Regions from separate parts of the Homo sapiens genome. Here regions 1 and 3 are each linked to region 2. The links are chromatin loops, found by intact Hi-C in ENCODE. Cell type or tissue: Caco-2. All regions are shown on one strand. Each heading gives the region's core, and the rest is flanking DNA. Links, peaks and the distances in the headings are about the cores only.

Region 1 (8,337 bases), core at 1,670-6,669, 170 kb after region 2:
TACAACTAATTATTTTTTTAGCATTTATTTATTTCATATTGTCATGACGGTTAAACACTGAAAGCATCCCTTGAGGCAGACATCTCCGAACACAACTCTGAGAAGGGTGGTGGAGTAAGTGGCTGTGTTTCCAAGGTGAGAATACTGAAGGGCTAGGCATGTAGATAAGTGTGTTGGAGGGGATGGGAGTGGGAGGCAGTCTTGGATAATACATGCAGATGTTCCCCCTGGTCCAGTGGTAGGAAGCTGCACTGACTTGCTGAATCTTAGGAATATATCTGCACCCAAAAGCAGGCTCAGTACTTGAGAGATTGTTGTCTTTTTGCTTCTATATTCATGTATTTACCTCTTCTAGTCTACTGGCATTTTGTTTCTTTCAATGTATTGAACTACCTTATAAAGGTGTTGGCAAAAAACAGAATTACAACAAAATTATTAGAATCTATGCTTTCCATATAATGGTGGGGGATGTTGCAGGGGTGCTGCTATCAATATCTTAAATAGAACAAATTAATATTCAATGACTAAAATAGAACAAATTTAGACTCTACTTTAGGTCACCTGTAAACTTGAGCAAGTCAGTTAACCCGTCCTGTTCCCTTAGACGCAAAATAGGATTTCAGCTAGATTATCTCTAATGTACATTCTGTTGAAAAATATTATTCATGCCTGTAATCCCAGCACTTTGGAAGGCCAAGGTAGGAGGATCACTTGAGCCTAGAAGTTTTGAAACCAGCCTGGGAAACATAGGAAGACTCTGTCTCTACAGAAAATTTTAAAATCAGCCAGTTGAGCATACCTATAGCCCCAGCTGCTCAGGAGGCTGGGGTGGGAGGATCACTTGAGTCTGGGAGGTCAAGGTTGCTGTGAGTCATGATCCTATCACTGCACTCCAGCCTGAGCAACAGAGTAAGACCTTGTCTCAGAAAAAAATAGTACTGTAGATATAACCATGATCATAATACCTTGATTTTGTATGGATCTTTGATACTCACAGAGCACTTTCTTTACTTTAATGTAGCTTATTTAGTGGTTGAGAACATAGGTTCTGGAGGCAGACTGCCTGTCTGGAACTTCTGGTTCCACCACCTACTGTGTGGCCTACAGCAAAGTATTAACCTCTCTGTGCCTTGGTTTCCTCATCTGTAAGTGACAATAATAATTCCTTCCTCATAGGATTGATATGAGGATTAAATGAATTGTCGCATACAATGAGCTTAGAACAATGCATGGTATATCACAACTGCTCAATAAATATAAATGTTAATTGTATTTATTTAAAAACTTAATATGTGAGTTGGTGCTTTCTTTTAATTTTTCATTTGATTTACCTCTTTTGCTTTTTTCTTATACATCTTTTTTACTCCATTTAATCTCTTGTGAAATAATTTAATATGGTCAACAAATTTGAATTTGTGATGGCCAACTTAAGGGCATCCTTTAGTTGTGTGCTGAGATACTGTTTAAAGCTGATACTCATTGAGATGTCATTTGAAACTATTCTTTTCTCCCACTTGTACCAGTCATATGTCTCCAAGTGTCTTAAGTAGTTTATTTTGCTCATAAATAGAATCCATCCAATAGTTCAACTTATTTATGGAACCCACCGACTCTTCCATGAAGGTAAGATGGCTAAGCACCTATAAAGTGACATTTAAGGGTCACTAAGAAGCTGCCTATTTCAAATAGGTCCCACTAACCACCTCATCCTTCTATCGGCATCAGTGTTTCTTTCTCTTCCTATTTTGTCTGAAACAAACACTGTGACTGCTTTGGTGACTAAGGTATAACTTACTGCTTTGGGGCAATAGGGAAGGTACTGCTTCTAGAAAGTACAAGCACTGTACACACAACATTTACTTTTCAAGGCATTTTAATGTGATTATTCTCATATGCACCTTCCAATGCACCTGAAGGACCAGGTAATCTTATCACAATCTACAGATGAGGAAACAGAGAAGCTGAGAGGTGGCCAAAATTACAAACATACTTATTGACTTGCTGAGCAATTAATAAGTGCTCAGCTTGGTCTTCTTTGGGGGCTTAAAATAGAAGACCTACATTTAGAGGAGTTTACAATTTAACTTTCTTTTTTTCCCTTGGAGGTTAGGAATTGTGTTTAAAATTTCTAGATTTCTAGATTAGCTGTTGCCTTGAAAAACAGAGAGAACCTACGACAGAGAACAAGAAACCAAAAACAGCTGAGTTTCAGAAAGAAAGTGAAATGGAAGAAGATACCAGTACATGATTCAAATGATCGAAACAGCCAACAGTGATGGTCTTTAGTAATGCAGAACTAAGATGAAAAAGCAGCTGAGGAAAAATGGGCCCTGAATGCAGGGTTAGATTCCCGATAATTCACTGAAAATAAGTAAAACCAACAGTGGTCAGTTTGTCCTGGGACCAGCCCTAGATCTCACACAGCCCATGATATTATAAAGACAAGGATCTCTAGATGCTGAATTACACATAGCAACTGGAACTTCCTCATTCTGAGTGGAGGATCAGATGAGGGCGTATTCATCATCAGGAAAACTGCTCCCTGATATTGTCATAAAGTCGTGTGAGATTTTATTTATTTATTTTTTACAGTTTCAGGGCTGCAAAAGCTATGAAGACATTTTAGTTCCACTCTCTTTCAAAAATTAGCAATTTATATTGCACCCTTATTTACCATTTGATTTATTTTCTCTGGCTTTCCTGCCTCATCTCGCTCCAGATCCTCTTGAGCACCTGCTTCACATCACACATTATTTCTCAAGAATATCTTGTTTAGTGCATGTCCTGCCTAGCAGTCATTTCCCCTAATTACTAATGCTGGTAATCAGCACCTGGCCATCACCTGAGACTTCCATCTCCCCATCTGTGTAGTGTAGGTATGCCTAGGCCACCACTGGCTACATTGGGTATGTGATCCAAGTTCATGCTGCTAAACTGGAGCTTGAGAAATGGAGAGAATTAGGGATCCTTCATTGGGCAGTGGTGTCCTGAAAGCATTTCCCACTAGTTGTTGTCTCTAGATCCCTGAAACTGTCCTTCCCAAGACCCAGCCTCTCATCTTTTCTTAGATTCTGTAAGTAGTTCTGTCTTCTCCTACCAATAAATTCCCATTTCCCTTTGTGCTAGCCAGGATCAATTTCTATAGCTTACATCCAAGAATTCATAACTGATACAGTGCTTCAGACACATCAGAGCAAAAAAAAATTGCTTTCCCTGTAACCATTAAGCTTTAATATGTTTAAAAATCCAAGACCTTTTGCTATGTTGAGAGACAATATGTCATATAATGAGTAAGAAGCATGCGCCCTTCCTGGTTTGAATCCAAGTTTCATCCCTCACTGTCAGTTGAGGGCACATAACCTCTCTGGTCCTCAGTTTTTCCCTCTGATAATAATAGTTTCTACCTCATTGAAGTCTTAAAGGTCTAAATGATCTAATAGGATCTTTGTATGTATTTAGTACAGCTAGTACAGAATCTAGGACTTAATAAGCTCTCAATAAGAGCATCCATTATATTTCTTGCTCTCCATATCCAGTAAGTTCATATTAAATCAGGATGAATAGGCTAAGCGTTCAGAATTTGAATAATTTCCTTTCAAGCCACTACACCAACATATTGTGTGATTTCTGTGTTGCCTCCATCTTTTTGCTATAAAATGAAGTAGAACAGATGGATTGTGAGATAATGAGTGTATAAAGCACTATGAAATCCTTAGATAAAAGGGGCCCCTGAGCATCATTATCACATGACAAGAAATCGACTGTTACTTTAGGTCAGGTTTTATATTTTTAATATATTTTAAACGCATTTCTGGGTCAACATGTGAGATGAGGAAAACAAGTGGTGTTTGAACAGAAGCTCATGAACAGTGGTATAATTACTTCCTGACCTGCACTGCCTTACTGTAGTCAACTGACTGCACAAAGAGTTTGAAAAACAAAAATCCTAATTTTTCTGAGGTTTACAATTTTTGGGACCTAGTTCTGATAAATAAGGCCATGCCAAGTCTACTTCTGTGACTTGGATAGGCTCAAGCACTTGTAAGTAAATCATAGAACATTCAGCTATTCATTTTTTAATAAACATCAAGCCAGAATCAGTATCCTTTCTCAATAGAGCTGTTTTTAGAGTATCTCAAAATTCCTTGATACTTCCAAGGACACCAACATCATCTAATTTGTGAATTGCAAAGATTATCTCCCTTTCAGTCATTACGGGGAATATAATAAAAATAACCATAATTATGCCCAATGAATGATAGACAATTCCATGGGTAGCATGGTTTGGAATTGAACCTGGATTTTAGTTGTCTCTGGCACTCATTAGCTATGTGACTTTGACAAATTACTTACATTATTTTTTTTAGTTAAACAAGATAACACATAATTTATAAGCTACTGTGTGAAAAACATCTAACCCAATATCTAGCACATAATACATATTTCTTCTCCTTAGGGCCCTGAGATAAAAGATTCTATAACCTTGGTGCAATCCTAGAGCCCTCAGGTTTTCAGGTTATTCTCTTGAGGGTTAAACTGAGTTTATAAGAACATAGGAGAGTGGTAATTTTCCTATCTGCTCCTGAGATCTCCAACGGAATTAACAGGAACTCCTGAAACTGTTTTCTTTCTCAAATTACCCACATAGGAAGTCTATATAGTAATGAGAAATAATGGGACTGAAAACGGGACCCAGGTAAACTTCTATTCCTAAATCTGCTATCAACATCTGCCGGCCAGGACGCAAGCAAACTCACAGCTTTCTGGTGCCCCCTGGAGGCTACCAACACTGTGCCTCATAATGCAAGGAACTTGTCTCTAAGGGCAAAAAAGGGAAATTCGGTCTCACTCCTACACATGTTAAAGTAAAAAAAAATAAAAAATAAAAAAATATAAAAAAATAGGAAACTTCACTACACTAAGCATTTGAAATATATTGACATTTGTAATTTTTACTACAGTCTATAAGATTGTTAAAATTATCATACCCATTTCTAGATGAAGAAGGCCAAAACCCAGAGAGGTTTACTAAGTTCACAGTGTCCCACAGTTAAATGAGTAATAGAGCTAGAATTCAAACCCAAATAGCCTGATCTAAAGCTAGACATATTAGCCATTATTTTATACCTTTAATATGGACATAGTAACCATTACTTTATAACCTTATACTTTTTACGTAGTCTTTGGATACTTTGGTTTGTATCTAAAGACTAAGTGCTAATACCTTGGAAAGTCACAAAAATATAAGGATTGGCCTATGCTTTTTACCAAAGTGTTAAACGTGTTGAAATTTCTCAGCATATTCCATGTATATAATAAATTAGGTACTAATTTTTGTTTCTTTTATTTCTGGCATATCATGTTCTGTGTATTTTTTCCCATAAAAACTAAGTAAAACAAAACAAAACAAAAAATTTTCTCAAGCTTTTGTCGTCTGATACTAAATTCATTTTTATTTTCTCATATAGAGTAGTTATCTTTATTTCTATGCTCATTAACATTCTATGTCTGAATCCTTTAGAAGAAATAATAACAAATATTGCAGACAAGGTCATAAAAATGATATTCCAGAGAAAGGCAAATCAAAACCACAATGAGACATCACTTCAAATGCGTCAGCATGGCTACTATTAAAAAAAGAGAAAATAACAAGTGTTGGTGAGGATGTGGAGAAATCGGAATCCTTATGCACTGCAGGTGGGATGTAAAGTGACATACCTGCTATGAAAAACAATTTGTCAGTTCCTCAAAAATTAAAAAATAGAAATACCATATGATCTAGCAACTCCACTTCTGGGTATATATATCCAAAAGAATTGAAAACAGGAACACAAACATATATGTATACCCATATGCATAGCAACATTATTCACAATAGCCAAAAGGTGAAAGCAACCCATATCCTTTGATGGGTGAATGGATAAACAAAATGTGGTTTATGTATACAAATGTATACACACATACATACACACACTGAAATATTATTAAGCCTTGCAAATTAAGGAAATTCTAACACATGCTACAACATGCATAAACCCTTAAAGACATTATGCTAAGTGAAATAAGCCAGTCACAAAAAGACAAATACTGTATGATTCTTCAAGTAAGGGTACTTGGAGTACTCAAATTCATACAGAAAGTAGAATGTTAGTTGCCCAGGGTTGGGCACAGAGAAAAATGGAGAATTATTGTATAATGGATACAGAGTTTCAATTGTATAAGATGAAAAATTCTGGAGAGGGATGGTGATGATGGCTGTACAACAATGTCATTGTATTTAATGCCTTTGAACTATACATTTAAAAATAGAATGGTAAATTTTATGTTATATATTTTACCATAATATTTTAAAATAAATTAATTAAGAAGACTGTTTTTTATCTTTTAAGTTCAGGGGTACATGTGCAGGTTTGTTTTATAGGTAAACTTGTATCCTGGGGGTTTGTTGTACAGATTATTTCATCACCCATGTATTTAGCCTACTACCCTTAGTTTTTTTCCTGATCCTCTCCCTCCTCCCACCCTCCACCCGCTGATAGAACCCAGTGTCTGTTGTTCCCCTTTGTGTCTATGTGCCCTCATCATTTAGCTCCCACTTATAAGCAAGAACATGGGTAATTTGGTTTCCTGTTTCTACATTAGTTTGTTAAGGATAATAGCCTCCAGCTTCAGCCATGTCCCTGCAAAGGACATGGTCTTTCTTTTTTATGGCTGCAGAGTATTCCATAGTATATATGTACCACATTTTCTTTACCCAGTCTATCATTGATGGACATTTAAGTTGATTCCATGTCTTTGCTATTGTGAATAGTGCTGCAGTGGGCATATGTGTTCATGTGTCTTTACAACAGAACAAATTATATTCCTTTGGGTATATACCTAGTAATGGGATTGCTGGGTCAAATGGTATTTCTGTCTTTAGGTCTTTGAGGTCATTGCCACACTGTCTTCCACATTGGCTTAACTAATTTACACTCCCACTAACAGTGTATAAGCGTTCCTTTTTCTCCACAACCTCACCAGCACCAGTTATTTTTTGACTTTTTAATAATAGCCACTCTGACCCTTAGATAGTATCTCATTGTGGTTTTGATTTGCATTTCTCTAATGATCAGTGATGTTGAGCTTTTTTTCATTGATTGTTGGCTGCATGTGTGTTTTCTTTTGAAAAGTGTCTGTTCATGTTCTTTGCCTACTTTTTCAGGGAGTTGTTTATTTTTTTCTTGTAAATTTGTTTGAGTTTCTTATAGATGCTGGATATTAGACCCTTGTCTGATATATAGTTTGCAAAAATTGTCTGCTATTCTGCAAGTTGCCTGTTTACTCTGTTGATACCTTCTTTTGCTGTGCAGAAGTTCTTAAGTTTAATTAGATCCCATTTGTCAATTTTTGTTTTGTTGCAATTGCTTTTGGCATCTTCGTCATGAGATCTTTGCCCATGCCTATGTCCTGAATGGTATTTCCTAAGTTATCTTCCAGGGTTTGTATGGTTTTGGGTTTTACATTTAAGTCTTTAATCCATCTTGAGTTAATTTTTGTACATGGTATAAGGAAGGGGTCAAGTTTAAATCTTCTGCATATGGCTAGCCAGTTATCCCAGCACCATTTATTGAACAGGGAATCCTTTCACCGTTGCTTGTTTTTGTCAGGTTTGTTGAAGATCAAATAGTTGCAGCATGTGGTGTTATTTCTGGGTTTTCTATTAACTGTAGTTAATACCACAATGGGCAATAGATCTCTTGAACTTATTCCTCCTACCTAACTGAAATTTTGTGTCCTTTGACAAACAGCTCCCCAGTACCCCTCCCCTCCAGCGTAAAAATGTTCACAATAACATTTTTAGGTAATCACCATTTTACTCTCTGTTTCAATGAGTTAGACTTTTTAATACTCTACATGTAAGTAAGTATTCAGCTTTCTGCATCCAGCTTATTTCAATCAACCTAATATCCTCCTAATTCATCCATGTTGTCACAAATGACAGGATTTTCTTCTTTTTAAAGGCTGAATAGTATTCCATTGTGCATATATACCACATTTTCTTATCCATTCACCTATTAATAAACACTTAGGTTGATACCATATTTTGCCTATTGTGACTAATCCTGCAATAAACATGGGAGTGCAGATATCACTTCAATATACTGATTTCATATTCTTTGAACATATACCCAGCAATGAGATTGTTAGATAATATGGTAGCTCTATTTTTAATTTTTAAAGGAACCTTCATACTATTTTCTGTAACGGCTGTGCTACTTTATATTCCCACCAACAGTATGCAAGTGTTCCCTTTTCTCCACATCCTTACCAATACTTTCTATCTTTTGTCTTTTA
Region 2 (8,337 bases), core at 1,650-6,649:
CACTGTATCGACATGGAAGGCCATGACATTTAAATAACTTAATGGAGATATTTTAACAGACAGAAAGCTGGAGAGAAAACAGTTCCACATAAAACTATAAAAACATTCTTATTTTTAAGTTATTTTAATGAAATATTAATTAAGGAAGATTAAAGCATTTCCCTAAGTTTTCTCCCATTAATTCTGTTGTGACTGATACATTTTGGCAATTAGTTGAAACTAAACATTTGTTTATCAAAAATTATCACTTTGTTTCCATTGCTTTTTACTGTTTTAAATACTTCCCATCTACACAAACTTGACATTAAGTCACAAAAGTGGCAAGTTGTATAGAACTGTGATTTTCGGAATCAGAAGATCTGGGTCTGATATTCTGATCATGAAACTCAAAGGGCATAGTTCTGAGCAAGTCCCTTAGTCTTCTTGGACCTCTGTTTCTAAATCCAGAAACTTTGGTGTATCTAAGCATAGAAAAGGTACAGCAAAAAAGCAGTATTATATAATCTTAAGGGACCATTGTATATGCAATCTATCATTGACAGAATCATTACGCGACTCATGACTGTATAGATTAAATCATGATTCCTCACATATTTTAGAATTCTTCACAATAAATGTCTTTAATTAGGGATCATTCTCTTCTTTTTACTGTAAACATCTAAAGCACTTAATATAAAAATCTGTTGCTTATAGCAAGGTGTCCCACTAATTTATTAAAAGAATCAATATAACAAATCCTTTTTGTTTCCAAAATAAAATTTCTGAACCATAAGAATTAGTAAATTCTTTTTAGAAAGTTGAACAATAAAGTTAAGGCTAATATTTTTATGTACCAAACATCCAGGTATAAGATGTCACAATTTCAAAAGTTCTTGTGCAGGCAAAACCTTAGTTTCATGGAATTTATTATGGCATTTATTACAACTTTATGGGATTTTCAGAATCCAAATTCTAATATATGATTCATGCTTTTGGTGTATCGTGCATATTTTCACCACCACCTCATACATAGAGGTTTTATTTTTTAATAAATACATATCAGAATATTACAGGTTTTATATATATAATAAATGGACTTCATATTTGACATATTCAAATATATCACGATTTACTCATCAAAAAAAGTCTGTAACATGCTTTGAACACTTAAGACTAAAGCACGTTAGAACCATGCCATGATGAGGAGGATATAGAACAAGGAAACATCTGTAGTGAGCTGCATAATGTAACAACAATTAACCTTAATCACAGAAAAGCCCAGTCCATACCCCATTCAAGATAGTATTTCTCATCACGGTGGAGCAGGATGCAGACTAGAAAACACATGAACTAGAGCGCCACAAACAAACACGGCAGGGGAGGCAGTTGAGTCGTCTCAGGAATATTAAGAAAACAAGCTCATTTTAATGGGTTTTAGTTTGGGCTGTATTTTTAAAATATCTTTCTGAAAGCATGTCACAATTTACTAATATTATTTTTTAGTTTTCAAAACTTTGTATTCATTGAGTATGTCTTCATCCTAAAGAATCTAATATAAAAAAAAGCACTTTACTAACCACAAACTAGTTTGTAACAGGGTATACTGTAATTACCATGGCAATTATATTAGACATCTTTTTTTATTCTTGCTAACTTGGAATTATTTCAAGATTTTCTCTTTGGACTGACATTTTCAAATCTTGAGCTCTAGTGAAGATGATTTTTACTTCTTCACATTGTGAAAGTTGAATTAATCTTTTCAGAGAGTTTTTCATATGGTTAATTTTTGGTATTGGGACACTTCAACTTAGAATTTGAACTTCAAACCAAGAAAAAAAGACTTATGGGGCAATAATATTATTTATCTTTCTTTTTCTGACTGTAAGACATGAACATAATATATATTTCATATCAACCTCATAAAACATTCCAATGTTCCCAGGCCACATTAAAATGCAAAATAAGATGGTATTATATAACTTGTATCAATAGGACCCATGAATAATTGGCACAAAGATATCTGTGCGTATGTCGTGTGAAAAGCTCAGATGGAGTGACTACAAGAAAGGTGGATGGAAGGAACATGAAAGACTAATGAAATCATAATTTCAAGAGTAAAGCTACTGACTGTGAAGGATACAGATTAACTTTGTATATGCAGTCATTGACATATTAAGTTATGCCTGTATCCAAACTTAGGTGTCAACATAGTACATTTTATATGTAAAAAACAGTCAAAGTAATATATACATCCTAGACTTTGGCTACCACTAAACTGTATTAAAGTGTTGCTGTACCTTTTAAGACAAAATGATGCAGTAAACTCACCATAAAAATATAAAACCCAGATTTGTGGCTGTTAAAAATATAACCACCAAGGGAAGTAGAACTTTTCTGAAGATATAAATTAGGTACCTGAAGTGGCGTGCTGCCATAACAAGTAGCTAAAAATGTAAGAAATCAGAAAGTGGATAGAGGCTGGAACAATTTAGAGGAGCATGATAGAAAAATCCTTGATTGCTTTGAACAGACTTAGTAGAAATATGGACATTAAAGACTCTGCTGGTAGGGGCTCAGTAAGATATGGGAAACAAATTATTGGGAACTGAAAGAATGGAGATAGATCCTTGTTACATAGTGGCAAAAAGGCTTAGTGGAATTGTCTCCTTCAGTTATGTGGAAAAGAGAACCTGTGAAAGATGAGCAAGGATATCTAGCTAAGGAAATTTTCAAGCAAAGTGTTGAAAATGTGGCCTGCTCAGAGTTTTACTCTTTTACTACCATTTTACTCTTGCTGCTTAGAGTAAAATGTCAGAGAGATAAATTGGGGTAAACTATTAAACAAAAAGAAACTCAGTCTTGACAATTTGAGATATTATCAGTCTATTCAGATGACAAAAGATGGTAAAAGTAAGAGATTGCTTCTGAAAGTGTGGCATAGGAAAAAGAAAAGCCAAGGGTGTGGTTGTACAACTCTTTGCTGAAACTTTGAAAGATCAAAAGATTAGTGTTTGGCCCTAAGACACTAAAGTTGTGCCTAATAGATACCAACTTAGAGGGCTTCAGTAAACCTTAAGAATGTTGCCCTCAGCCATCTCAACAGAAGCCAACGATAGAGGAAGTCTCAAAAAGATTTGTAGATGTGGCCTCAGTCTGATAGAGAACATCTCTGTGTCATCCACAAGAGATTCACTAAGTTTTTGAGAAAATTATATCAGCAGAAAACTGCCAGCTTGGACTGAAAGGAACAGGGAGACTACAAAGTGAAAAAAAGGCTGTTAGATACCAAAATTCCACTTGCAGAAAGCAGGCTGATAAAACTACTTAGTTTCAAACTACTGTTCAAAAAAGATGAATGACTCAGCAAGCAGAACCAGTAGTCCAGGGGAAAGAATTGAGAGCCTGTAAGTAAGAGTCTATCCTGTTCAACGCCTGTGACATCCTAAGCAGAGAATCCAGTCACACCCACTCAGACTTCTAACCTACAGAACTATGAGGTAATAAATGGGTATTGTTCCAAGCCACTGATTTTTTCTTGAGTAATTTGTTATGCAGCAATAGAAACCTATTAGAGATATTAAAAGTCCATCCACTAAAGATTTTGAAGAATTTAGTAGAGAAAATAGTAGTTCCTTGAAATTTTTATATATACCCACTCCTAAATTGTTTACAAAATGCTTGCTCTGAAAACAATTTTTTTAAAATGCTGTATTCTGTAGATAGTTTCTATGAAGTTATAAATGCACATATTCCTGGATTCAGGAACTCACCAGTTATTTTCTTTTTCTTTTTTTTTTAGACAGGGTCTCACTCTGTTGCTCAGGCTGGAGTGCGGAGCGCAATGGTGCGATAACGTGCCTAATGTGCTTGTGGTTCCAGCTACTTGGGGGTGGGTTGCACTTAGGTATGCAGATCGCTGGAGCCCAGGAGGTCAAGATTGTAGTGAGCTGTGATCATACTACTTCACTCCAGCCTGGGCAACAGAGTGAGACCCTGTCTCTGGAAGAAAAAAAAAAAAAGAATATCTGGGATGGCTGAAAAACAACCTTTAGCTTGAGTTTCTAGATATGACTTCTAAAGCCCTATCAGAGAACTGGGCTGCTCAAAGAGCTGCAGCTGCTGCCACCATTAGGAAGCATCACCACCCTGCACCTCTGCCACAGCCCACAGCATTACAGCCAGATCTTAGGCCCATGTGACCTATTTTAGCATTCCTGAATGATGGAACCCAAACCATCCATGGGAGAACATATAGGAAATGTAGTTTTTAAGCTTTACAGGAAGAAACATTAGAAGAAAGTTGGCATAGTTGTTGAATAATCCATAAGTATCTCCCACAGGGACATAATGATTTAAATTAAAAAGGCCTTAGAAAGCCATTTCATTGAGGAAGGCAAAATTTTTCATTTTGGAAGTAGTAATAAAAAGATCAGATACCCTATGGATGATTTTTTTCCTTTGAATCTTCCTAGTTTCAGATCTTCATTAATTCTTTTAAGTGATAGTTTTCATTTTTTTCACTATAAATTTCCTATTGGGTGATTAATAGTAAAGTAAGTAAAGATAAAAGATTATTTTTATTGGCATTTATCTTATGCCTACATAAAATTTGCTTTATCATATTATCACAGGTCTACAAAGTTTTTTTCTAGTCGTTTCTAACTTAAGTTCACTAGCTGCACATGGGCATATGTGCCTGTACCCAGCTACTCAGAATGCTGAGGTGGAGGGATTGCTTAAGTCCAGGAGGTTGAGCCTGCAGTAAACCATGATTAGGCCACTGCACTGAGCTGGGGTGAAAGAATGAGACCTTGTCTAAAAAAAACAAAACAGAAAAAAAAAAAAAGAGTTTACCTATATCAACTGAGACAATGGCTTGGTATCATGGTTTGAATAAGATATTGTTGTCCTGAGAGGAGAGTCCTACTTACTTACAAGCATGTTTTGGCACTGAGCCTCCTCTTTATCTGAACTGGCTTCAAAAATACTAGTGTCAAAAATAACATCAGCATATAATGGGCTTACAGCAGTGATGGTAGTTTTAGTAACTGAGTCAACCTTAGGCCAAGTGCCATTTGCTGGCTCAAGTCATATGTTAGGGTATTATTTTCTGTGACTTACAATCAGAACATTGGGGCTTAGATATAGGTAGTCACAAAGAAGAGTAGAAATCAGTAGTGGTGAACAGTCTCTTCCCTGCTGTAACATACGCAAAAAAGTAGGTATATTATAAAGTGTATGATGATGAGTTGACCATGACTAAATTAGCATACTGCCATTTGAGAGCACTGGACCATTTTCAGTAGCTTTGAGTACTGTTCATTAATGAAACTTGATGGAATTAACCACTTCTTATTCTAATGTTTATTTAGATGTATTTGTGTGACTGCCAAATTAAGTTGAAGTTACAACTGCTGTATAACAATAACAAATTACTAATCTAAACGAACTACTAATCTATACTACTAGGCTAAGAGCTAAAAGGAAAGCAAAAACAAGCTGAAAACAAATAATTGGGGGAGTGAAGTGAATTTTTTTAACTTTTGCCTTCCCTTAGTAACTGATTTTGCTTTCCTTGGTCTTCTGTTTCTTTTTGCCTACTTTTCTTTTACAAAGTTGAAAGAAGTCTGCCTGATCTTCCCTCCCCTATTCCCTTTCTCATCTTGACTTATATGCCCTGGAAATGAAAATTGTAATTGGGAGAAGGGGACTACTTCATGTGTACACTCTTGACAGGAGAAAGATTATGAAGGGGGATGGCTATAACTAAGGTGACCATTTAGCTTGATTTTCTTGGGGCCTTCCTGGCCTATGACTATTAATAAGCATCCCCTTTCATTCTCTAAACTTTCCTGGTTTGGATAATAAATTACATCGTCACCCTAGTTATAACTTGGATGAGTTAAAGGATGGTATAGATAAGCGTAAGAACTTTCTCTAAAAATGTTGACAGTAGTTGACATTTTGGTAGAAGCAGGCTTAGCTAGTCTCTTGTTAATAACCATAAGGACAGAATTGCTTTTCTTGATACTTGAGTACCTGTGTACTCTTCAGAACTATGTTATCTTTTGGGAGTGTTTTAAAGCATTTAAGTAATTGTTCTACGCATGAAAATTGAACTACTCAGCATTCTTGTACATGTATAATAAATGAGAGGATATGTTCAATTTAGTAATTTAAGAAAAATAATCCTAGTGAGAATTCTTATTTGAAATTGTATTTCAGAAATATAAATGGAGATTTCATCAAACGTATTCCTTGTGGCTTTTTAAAAAATAAGTTGTTCAAGAATACCATTGTTGCTAATAATTTTTGGTAAGGAAAAACTATTGAAATGGAAAACTGAATATTTGGAATGTTCAGCAAACAGAATAACAATTAATAATGTCTTTTTCAGAAACTTTAATATTTTTTTCATTTACAATTTCTGAATGTTATTTTTTGTTTTATTTCAGTGTTTATTATAGTTTTTCAAAAAAGTGTTTCTTCCCTCAATCCAGGTTTTGCTATCATTCCCGTTGACAGCAAGTAATCCATTTTTATCATAATTGAAGGCAATCTTAATGTTTGGGGAAAATTCTATTCAATCCTGGGGAAGTTATTTCCTTTGTCTTCCCTTTGAACAGTAACTTTTTATGGTGGGTTGGATAGATAAAGCTCACTGCAAAAGTTTAGGTTTTAGAATCCCCAAGTAGGTTGTAACAGACCATATTCCCATATGAAAATTGACATTCCCTTATAATGTACTTAATATAAGGTCGTAGAGACTTTTGAGAATCCATTGGGGCCTGCTCTCAATAACAAAAAAGACACAGAGAAATAAAGTATATGAGGATTAGAGTTGCCAAAAACCTTCCATGAGCAGTTTAGACATACGGCCTTCAAGTAGAACTAACATACTTCCGTTTAATTTTTTTAATCTTGTTAATAATTAACATAATGCAACAACCCCATATGGACCATGAAACAATAGAACATAATTCCAAAGCAGTTTTCATATTATATTCTTTTCTGTAAAAAAAAATAGTGTCCAAACATCTTACGGTATACTTTTCTTCAGTGTTCTTCCCAATTAATAAGTATTAGCACTTTCCTAGGGTAGAATTTGCTGTGAGTTCCTGCTGTGGTAAAGACGACATGGAGTTAATCACAGTGTCATGCTTTCATTCTCAGTTTTTTAGTGAGGTGTACTTATTACCAAAGGAAAGCCTTCTACGAAAATAGTACAGCCCATGTTATGATTGAATTGTGTATTTTAGCCATCCAGCTAACTGAGGCTATTAAATTACAGTGGTCAGTGCTATACTTATGAGTTATAAAAATGGCATTTAAGTTATTTAAATGAACAGGGTTTTTTTTTCCAAATAGACTTTATATTTGCCTGCTTGAACATCCAGAGGAAGAGGGTGTAGAGAGCTCTTAACTGCACCACTGCTGAGAGAGCAACGTGTTTTCTGGAAGACAGTGTAAAGGGGTAGAAGAGCAGGGAAAGAGAATCTGCCAGTCTTGAGATTTGTCTCAGTGTTTAGAGGATTCGTAGCTATTTATTCTTCATAAATGGAGCATGTGCAGGTTTAGTGGTGTAACTTTTGAAAAGATATTGTTTCTGCCTAATTTGTAATCACAAGATACCTAATTATATTGCTGTTAACAACACCTCATTTTCACACTATGGACTATATAGGGCATGCTCTGGGCCTGTTTTTCACTAAGGAAAAAGAAAATGAGCTGCTACCTGAAGTCACTGGGGCGGAAGGATCCCTGGGGTCCAAGTGATCTTACAGAATGGCCCTGGAGGGAAGCTCAAGATTCAACCTACAGCTCTGACACTTGATAAATCACAGAAAGGTTCTGCCTGAGCCTCAGTTTATCTATTAATGAGGACAGTCCACACATTCCATCATATCCAATTTATGGGGGGAAAAAAGAGAGAATCTAATGTTAGCTAGGCAAAGTATAAACCAAGCAGAGAGAGAAAGTTCAGTGGCTTTACTCTCTACCCTGAAGCCTCACCAAGTACTGAGGTCACCATTTGGACTGAACAGTTTTGAGGTGCTTTTAAATTAGCCCTGTTTAGAAAAGATTAAGTTAAAATTTCATCAGCAAAGAACAGCTTTCTAGAGATGAACATTAAATGACTTTTAAGAAAAGTCATTTAAGAAAAGCAGTATTAGCCAGGCCAACCCCTTCCTCCCACTGGGTTCTGTAATACTGCTTGGGAGTCATATACCCAAAGCCCTTTCATTGCTCTCTGTATTTCCTTGGTCAATAAGGTATATATTCTATTCAAAGTAAGACATGTTCTAATATAAATATTCCCATTTTTCCTTAATCTAAGAACTACTGGAAAGCTGAAAA
Region 3 (8,337 bases), core at 2,092-7,091, 74 kb before region 2:
AGTTGTCCCTGGCCTTACAAAAACTATTGATAATTTAGGATATAGTTCTGTATAAACAATGATATATAATAACATATATAGTAACTGTGCTTCTAAGATCAATACATCTAATTTAATCTTTTGATAGTTATATCAAACATTTCATTTTCAGATAAAAGTCTGCATGATTTTATGTTGCATAAAAAGGTTTATAAATCTTATTTACTGCTGTAAATGAAATAATGTGGTTCTTTATTAAGTTTAAGAAATATTCCATTGTGAGAGTATTTTAAAAAGTTATGAAATAGTATCTTCAAATAAAACTAGAATATGAGTATTGTCTTTAGATTAAACAGATTCCACTTAATTGTTGGCAGTGATGCTTTTGTAGTTTGAGTTGATGTCATTCTGAGATGAGTCAGAATACATATGAATATAGTAGGCTTTCCAAAGGGGCTGGAGAAGAGGAAAGTCAAGTGAAGGAGGCAGAAGGAAGGGGGGCAACAGGTAGGCCTGAGAGAAAAATTGCCTTTTTAATTTTATTCAGGGTCTTGTTTGAAAACTGCCATAATTCCAACACATGTTCTCATTTTTTCTTCTAAATTCTTCTTCCACATAAAACATTAATACCAGTTATTTAATCTCTTAATGATCATTATGGGGTCTACTATCCATAATTCTTCAATTATTTCATATTTTGTATACTATACTTTATAACTTTAATTAAGAGATTTGTGAAAAGCGTATGATGTTTTCTGTTTCTGTCTTTTGCTCATGGTGGCTCATAATTTTGGATTGTGAGCTCATGTTCCACTGGGCTTTCTCTGTGGGAACTTCAAGCCATGGGTTGAGGATGCACTTCTTTAGAAAGAATCACTTTAGTTACTTCCAGGTGCTCTAGGATGCAACCAACCCTGGAACATATATGTTACTTCGCTTGGCTTGGGGTTTCTTGGACCAGGAAGATAGTGAATATCTAAATCCTGAACCATGTAAGGGTAGGACTATGGTTATAAATTCTCAGAAAGCCACTCTCTCCCCTCAATATCTAACCAAAACAGACGGCTTTTCTTGCCGTCTCGCTTTGCTGTTGAGTAGATTTCTCTGCAAAGGATTTGGCCTTGAGTTTCATTTTTTAACTCCCCACCTTGCAGAGGAGCAGAGCCTTGATTTTTGCTTCTATTCAGCTGTCAGACCTAAGTCTCTAGGATACCCACATTGGAATGCCCTCAGCTGTCTTAGTTCATTTTGGCTACTATAACAAAAAAATGTCTTAAACTTGGTGGCTTATAAACGACAGAAATTTATTTCTCACAGTTCTGAGGCTGGGAATTCCAAGATCAAGGGGCTAGCAGATTCTGTGTCTGGTAAGGACCCACTTCATCATAGATGAAAAAGAGTTTTCTCTGCATCCTCACTTGGTGGAAGAGGTAAGGAGTCTCTCAGACATCTTTTATAAGGGCACTAATTCCATTCATCGGGCCTCTACTCCCAGATGTCTCCCAAAGGCCTCACCTCCTAATACCATCGCCTTGGGGGTTAGGATTTCAACATAAAATTTGGGAGGGACACAAACATTCAGACCATAGCATTCTACCTCTCACTCCTCCCCTAAACCTCATGTCTTTCTTCCATACAAAATACATTCATCCCATCCCAAGAGAACCGAAAGTCTTGACTTGTTTCAGCATTGACTCAAAAGTCTAAAGTCCAAAGTCTCATCTAAATATTATCAAAATCAGATATGGGTGAGACTTAAGGTATGATTTATTCTGAGGCAAATTCCCCTTCAGCTGTGAGCCTCTGAAATCAAACAGGTTTTGTGCTTCTAAACTGTAGTGGTGGGGTAGGCACTGGACAAACATTCCTATTCCAAAAGAGAGAAATAGGAAAGAAGAAATAAGTGATAAATTCTGAGTGAGAACAAAATCTTAAGGCTCAAGAATAATCTTTGATTCAAAGCTCTGCCTTCCAGACCCACTGGAGCTGTGGTCCCACCTTCTGGACACATTGGGGCAGAGGTTGGATCTGCAGGATTCCAAGCAGCCCTGTCCACACTGCTTTGTAGGGCATAGCCCATGTCACAGCTCTCAAGAGTTTGAATTGGACACCTGCAGTTCTCTTGAGCTGGAATCTTACCCGGGTGTCTCTACCACCCCAGGGTATCAGGAGCAGCCATTTTGTCCCAGTTCTGCTAGGCCTTGCCCTAGTAGGGGCTCTGTGCAGTGGTGCTGTCCTGGTGACAGTTCTTTGCCTGGTTCCCACAGTCCTCCAGGGCATCCAAATCTAGGTGGAGGCAGCCACACCCCCACTGCTTTGCTGGCTGCAGTGCATGCTACATCTGGGGCAGCTGGGGAACATAGGATGGAGTTCAGAGAGTGGAGTGCAGGTGGCAGAGCCTTGAGACAGAGGGGCTGGGGGAACAGGGCTACAATGAAGTTTCATGTGTGCCTGTAGCCCCTTCGTTGAAATTGTACTACCTACCTCCCTTCTACTGTGTGCCTATGATGAGGGTGGCAGCCCTGATGATTTCTGAATTGCTTTTGGAGTCATTTGTTTTAGCATCTTGGACAATAATAGGTCCTGGATTTTGTTTAGACAGCTGACTCATCTTCTTGGATCATCATCATTTGGCCACACCCTTCGTGTTTTGTCTTGAATATGCTTTTCAATATAATAGGTTCTGAATTTCGCAAAGGTTTAAGTTCTGCTTCCCTTTTATTAATAATTCCATTTTTAAATTAGCTCTCTCTTCTCACATTTTACTAAAATCCCTCAAGAGGGACCAGATTGCATCCATGGTGCAGGCTAATCAGAAAAAGAGAATATTTTTGAGCTGAGCTGGAAATCACATGCAGGAATTCAGTATTTCAAGCGGGAGGAGCATAAGAAAAGCCAAAGACACTCTTGGAAGTTCTTATTGTGTTGAGGAACATTAAGCAGCTGACAGTCGCCAGAACCATCTCAAATAGACAAAGTTTTTATACTTGAAGGCACTTTGATACAATAGTGGTAGCTAATATTCACCAAGCATTTGCTGTGTGCCAGTCACTGTTGCAAGTGCTTCACATGTAGTATCTCATTTAATTCTTTCAACAATTCTGTGAGGTGGGTGCCATTATCATCACATTCCATAGATGGAGAAACTATAGATAAGTGACTTTTCCAAGGTCACAGAGTTACAGATGGGCAAGCTAGGAAAACTAAGTCCAGTTATTCTGACCCAGAGCCCACACTCTTAGCCTTTATCCTCCACTGCTCACAATGAAGGCTGGATTTGCTCTGGAGGATTTAATCAAAAGTTCTCATTTTTGAGAAATCTCAATTAATGAAGAAAATTTATCTCTTTAGACTGTATGTACCCCCTAAATTCACTCATTCTTGTTCAAATTATTTAATTAAATATTGTCCTTCTCCAAGAAAACTCCGTGATTAAACGGATGCCTTTTCAGTGGTATGTTGGACCAGCTCATGAGAACCAATCATTAGCTTTTCAGAACTTTTGCCAGTTATTAAATATAGCTGTTTTTAAAATAAATTATATAAATGTACATTAAATGAATTGTATTTCAAAGTGAGTAACAAATTTTCAAGACCTATTAGTTCCTATTTTTTTTTGTTTGTTTTTGTTTTTACGTTCTACTGCTATCCATGCTCTTGAGTTTTTCTTATGACTGTTACATCTGTATGGTGGAAGTACTAGAGAGTAGCATGCTACTGTACATCTCCTCCCAATTCCACACTCAATAATGTCATGCTGTTAGCTGTCAATTGGCAATGGTGAAAGTATTAGCACCATGATTTTTTTTTTTTTTTTTTTTGAGACGGAGTCTCGCTCTGTGGCCCAGGCGAGAGTGCAGTGGCGCAATCTCGGCCCACTGCAAGCTCCGCCTCCCGGGTTCACGCCATTCTCCTGCCTCAGCCTCCCGAGTAGCTGGGACTACAGGCGCCCGCCATCACGCCCGGCTAATTTTTTTGTATTTTTAGTAGAGACGGGGTTTCACCGTGTTAGCCAGGATGGTCTCGATCTCCTGACCTCGTGATCCGCCCGCCTCGGCCTCCCAAAGTGCTGGGATTACAAGCGTGAGCCACCGCGCCCGGCCAGCACCATGATTTTGTAAACACTGCTAATCAGGGATTTTCCCTCACCTCCAGAGAGCTGGTTGCTCAACATGTACCACCACACCACCACCATTATCTCTTCTTTAAAACATTTCACCTTAAGTTGATTCTCAGGAGGGCTCTGTATTATATAGAGGGTTTAACTTGTGAGACCTCTGGTGTCTAAACTGTATTAGTTCTTCAGTACCTAAAAGAAGTTTGGAAATGTTCATCAGTTTCTCATTAACATAATTATTTCAGAAAATTGAGAATCCATCTTAGCTTTAATAACCTCCAAAGAAACCCCATCCTTGTGTTTCATGATCACCAGTGAATGAAAGCTTCTTGGTTTAAGAAACTCAAATTCATTACTCCAGAGTAAAAATGTGTTTTTTCATTTTCCCCCTCAATTTGCTGAAGCTGGGAGCCACTATCATGTAGAGGAAAAAGTCAAGATACCTAGAGGCTGCTTCTGGCTAGGCCACTAAATAGCCAGGTGATCTGGGCTTAGTGGTCACTTTGCACTTTAGAATCATCTGGAGACTTAAAAAATATGCTGGGAATTTTAAATATGCTGATGACAGGCCCCACCTAAGCCCATTAAGTCTGAATCTTTGGGAGTTCGAGCCTATGTGTTGGTGTACTTTGAAATGCTCCTGAGATGGTTTTAATATGTAACCAATTTGAGAACTACTGTTCAAGATATTTACAGAGGATGGACAGTCTGTGATTAAAGGGTCCGGCTGCAGGGCCAGAACTCCTGCTTTCAAATCCCCACTCCTCAACTTCCCCTAGCTATGTAACCTTGGGTAAGTTACCTAGAGTCTCTGGGCTTCAGTTTCCTCATGTGTAAAATTAGAATAATCATAATATATTAGTTAATACAGATAGAACCTTTAAAGCATCTTCTGACACTCAAGTATTTTTTGACAGTAGTACAACTAAATATAAATATGCTCTCTTCATAGTTCTGTGTTGTCTCTATGCTTTGTAACATACAGCCATTTACATACTTGAAGCTGTACCTTGATATTCTTTTTACTATACTTTTTAAGCTTTCCTTTTGTTTTCTAGCCTTTTAATTATATCAATATTTCCCCTTTTAACTGCCCAAAATTCTTTATTTTCCTTTTAGTTGGAAAACCCCAGACAGGGTAAAGTGCTTCAGATGGCTCCAAGCCATTGCTGCACAATATCTACTGTATCATTTTAATAAATCTTTAGAATTAAAACTATGATTTGGCTAAAAATGATGTTTCCTTTACATCACAAAAAATTAAAATTGTCCCTTTTTTCCCCTAGCTTATGAGGTAGTAGCAATGAATTTTTGTAGACCCTCCTCTCAGCAGAAACTAATCAAATATAGAAAGTTAAAAAAAAAAAAAAAAAGAAAGGTGTTGGCTCCAGGAACTGTGTGATAAGATGAACTTGTAGAGCAAAACACTTTAACCAAATCTTTATGTGCAAACAAAAATAGAGAAAATGCACTGTTTCCATCCATTTAGCTTAAGGAGGGTTAATGACTAATGAAATAGAAATAAAGGAGGAACCCATCATGAATATACTATTTTAGGAGCAAAATTCACTGGAAGAAGTAGCTAAAAAGTAGTTTGATAAAGGAGAATATGAGGGCATGGCAAATCAAAAGGACAGACTACTGTATATTGTGGTCTCTTCAGATGCCTGTTTTTCAGCACCTTTGATAGAGAAAAGGGAAAAATTAAGGTAACTATATGAGTATTACCAACAAATATTTTGAGGTTAAAAAATGGAAAAGATTAATTCAGTACTATGGTCTTCTGTGACCCTCATAATTTTATATATAGAAGGTTGTAGAAATTATTAAATATCATGGTGTCATTAATATTAATGCATATTAACCAGTACTCCAAATTGACTTATGGATAGGATGATCCTTCAGAGACTTAAGAGGAATTGAGTACCATCACTTGTGATTAACTTTTGCTCTTTTCTTGTGGAGAAAACTAAGTCTAGATACGTGAAAAGTCATTTTCTCTTGATTAGGATTTGTTTGGTTGCAAGGAATAGACAGACTCAGGCCAACTTAAGGAGGAGGAGGTCTGTTTTGAGAATACAACAGTGAATCTCAAGAAATCTAAGGTCAGTGATTGTAGCTGGCTGGGACTTAAATACAACTGATGTCAGTTACCTGGAAAATCATAGGGAATCATCTTTTCCCTCAAGTCAGTGTATACCTCTCTTATGATATCTGGTCATCTCTGCACTGTATGTTGTATTCTCCTCTCTCTAGGGACCTTTCCTTCTTCCCTATAAACTCTGGCTTAAACATAGCTGCCAATGAAGCTGTTCAGAGCTTGGCACTTTCCAGCATTTACTCCACTGTTCCACATCTTCCCAGTTCCTGAGGGATGGATTAGCACATCGTTTTGAACCAGGCCACCAGTCACATTGTGTCTGATTAGCTGCCCCGAAATCAGTGACCCACACCTGGTCCAGTCAGCTATGGCTGGAATGGGATAGAGTCATGTGGTACAAAAAGGGGTTAGATTAGGTAGAAGAGGCTGGGGGCTGGCAAGCACTGGACACATTTCTTGTATTCTGCCTTAACTACAAAATGGTGGGGGGGAGGGAGACTAAGTTTTTTCCAGGTAAAAGTTGCAGCACATGCATAGTACATGATTTCTGCAGAATATTAGTGACAAAAACTCAGAAGTCTTCCTGGTTTACTACTGTGTTTCCAGACTGTTTTAAGCTCACTCGATACTATATGGCTATTCTCTAAATTATTTTGTTGCATTACTGAATGTTAATGTAGGTATTAAGATTGAGTTGGGGAAAAAAATCCACAGAAATAGCATATCAATATCTCTGAATTTCAGAATCTTTCCCTTTTGGTGGGGGGAAGAGGGCAGCAGAGATGAAAAACTAAAATTTTGCCAATTGTATTATGCCACCAAACCCAAAAAATGTTAATTAATATAAGAAATGTAATACATATTTTATTATGCAAGTTGTTAACTGAAAGACACATAAAGACCTGGGAGTTTTCATCTTAATATGGATAAATGTGATAATCTTCAAAAAATAACCATGATAAATGAATCTAGATAAAACAAAAAACAACAACAACAGCTACAGGTATTTTTGTCAGATGTTGGAGTCTGTTCATACATTTTGTAGATTAGCCCTTTTGGTGAGAGAAATATGTGAGCAAATGAAAAGAGCTCTGTGATCAGAATCAGGAAACATTAGTCTAACATAAGTTCCATGAGAGCAAGAGCTCCCGTAGCCTCAGCACTCAGAGCAGGGCCTGGCCCAGAATGGAAACTCAATAAAGATTAAAAGAATGAATAAATATTCTTATGATTATTTGACAAAAAAAAAAGATGATTTTCCTCTCTTGGTGTCAGTTTCTTCATTAATAAAATGAGATGGTTTTGGAGTCATTTTAAGAATTGAGATTCTATGATTATATAACATGTATTCAAAATTTTGAAACATCTGTTTGTTAAATCTTTTCTTAAAACTATATTCTCCATTTGAAAGCAAGTAATTCCCCTGAATGAAGCAATCCTTTATCTTTTCATTAGTAAGATGGTTTGGAATTTATATGTGTGAATTATCTTGGAAAACAGTATATTACTGATAAAAATATTTTATAGCTAATTTAACAATGTTAAATCACAGGAGGGGAAGCTATTGCCATATGCCTCTCAGACGATATTTCAGCAGTTTTGACTTCAGCTAACTCAACTCTTATAAAATACATGATTTTCAGTCTCATAGGCAAACATCTATTGTAACCAACTCTGGAAATAAAACAAAAACCTATGGTGATTTCCTTAATGAAATTTTTTTTAGATTTTATGTTAATAGGGAGCAAATCTTAAAATCTTTTTGGGCTTTCATCTCCCAACATTAGATGTATCTTAACATTTTTGTTTGCAAAATATCATCTCACTACAAAACTGTGCGACTTGTACAAAGTTTCATGGTCTTGTCCATCTCCCTCTGAATATATGCCATGGGCAAACTAGGAAAAACACATTCCTCCCAGCTGGCAATCACTCACATGGGATAAACAGTCAGAGCATTTTGCTGCCCTAGGCAAACTCTGCCTGAGAGGACCAGCTGGCTTTGCATAGAAATAAGCAAGGTAGAGTGGGTATACATTGAGCAGGTAGAGATTTTTTTTTAAATGAAAAGAAAAAAAAAAAAGATAGCACTTCTAATTTAACCCTGTTGAAAAACTTGACATATCTGAGCATCTATTTT

The links. A loop is a pair of places that touch in the nucleus more often than their neighbours do. Peaks named below come from ENCODE experiments on the same cell type or tissue, not always from the same donor. Only the 100,000 strongest peaks of a DNase experiment are listed, where the experiment ranks them.
Region 1: it touches region 2 in a loop (4-fold over the local background); 5 of 110 quality-filtered maps call a loop at or near these places.
Region 3: it touches region 2 in a loop (8-fold over the local background); 5 of 110 quality-filtered maps call a loop at or near these places.

Annotation. Positions count from the first base shown.
Region 1 is chr2:179,418,669-179,427,005 of GRCh38, reverse strand. No RefSeq gene overlaps it. Among named protein-coding and RNA genes, the nearest start is that of SESTD1, 160 kb to the right of the region's middle. In Caco-2, for the core only: a CTCF peak has its summit at 4,779 (motif pointing left); a DNase peak (open chromatin) is centred at 4,755.
Region 2 is chr2:179,591,286-179,599,622 of GRCh38, reverse strand. All of the region lies in intron 3 of ZNF385B (zinc finger protein 385B), which reads left to right. Among named protein-coding and RNA genes, the nearest start is that of MIR1258, 270 kb to the left of the region's middle. In Caco-2, for the core only: no CTCF peak of the experiment used is centred there; a DNase peak (open chromatin) is centred at 4,122.
Region 3 is chr2:179,665,755-179,674,091 of GRCh38, reverse strand. All of the region lies in intron 3 of ZNF385B (zinc finger protein 385B), which reads left to right. Among named protein-coding and RNA genes, the nearest start is that of MIR1258, 190 kb to the left of the region's middle. In Caco-2, for the core only: no CTCF peak of the experiment used is centred there; a DNase peak (open chromatin) is centred at 4,671.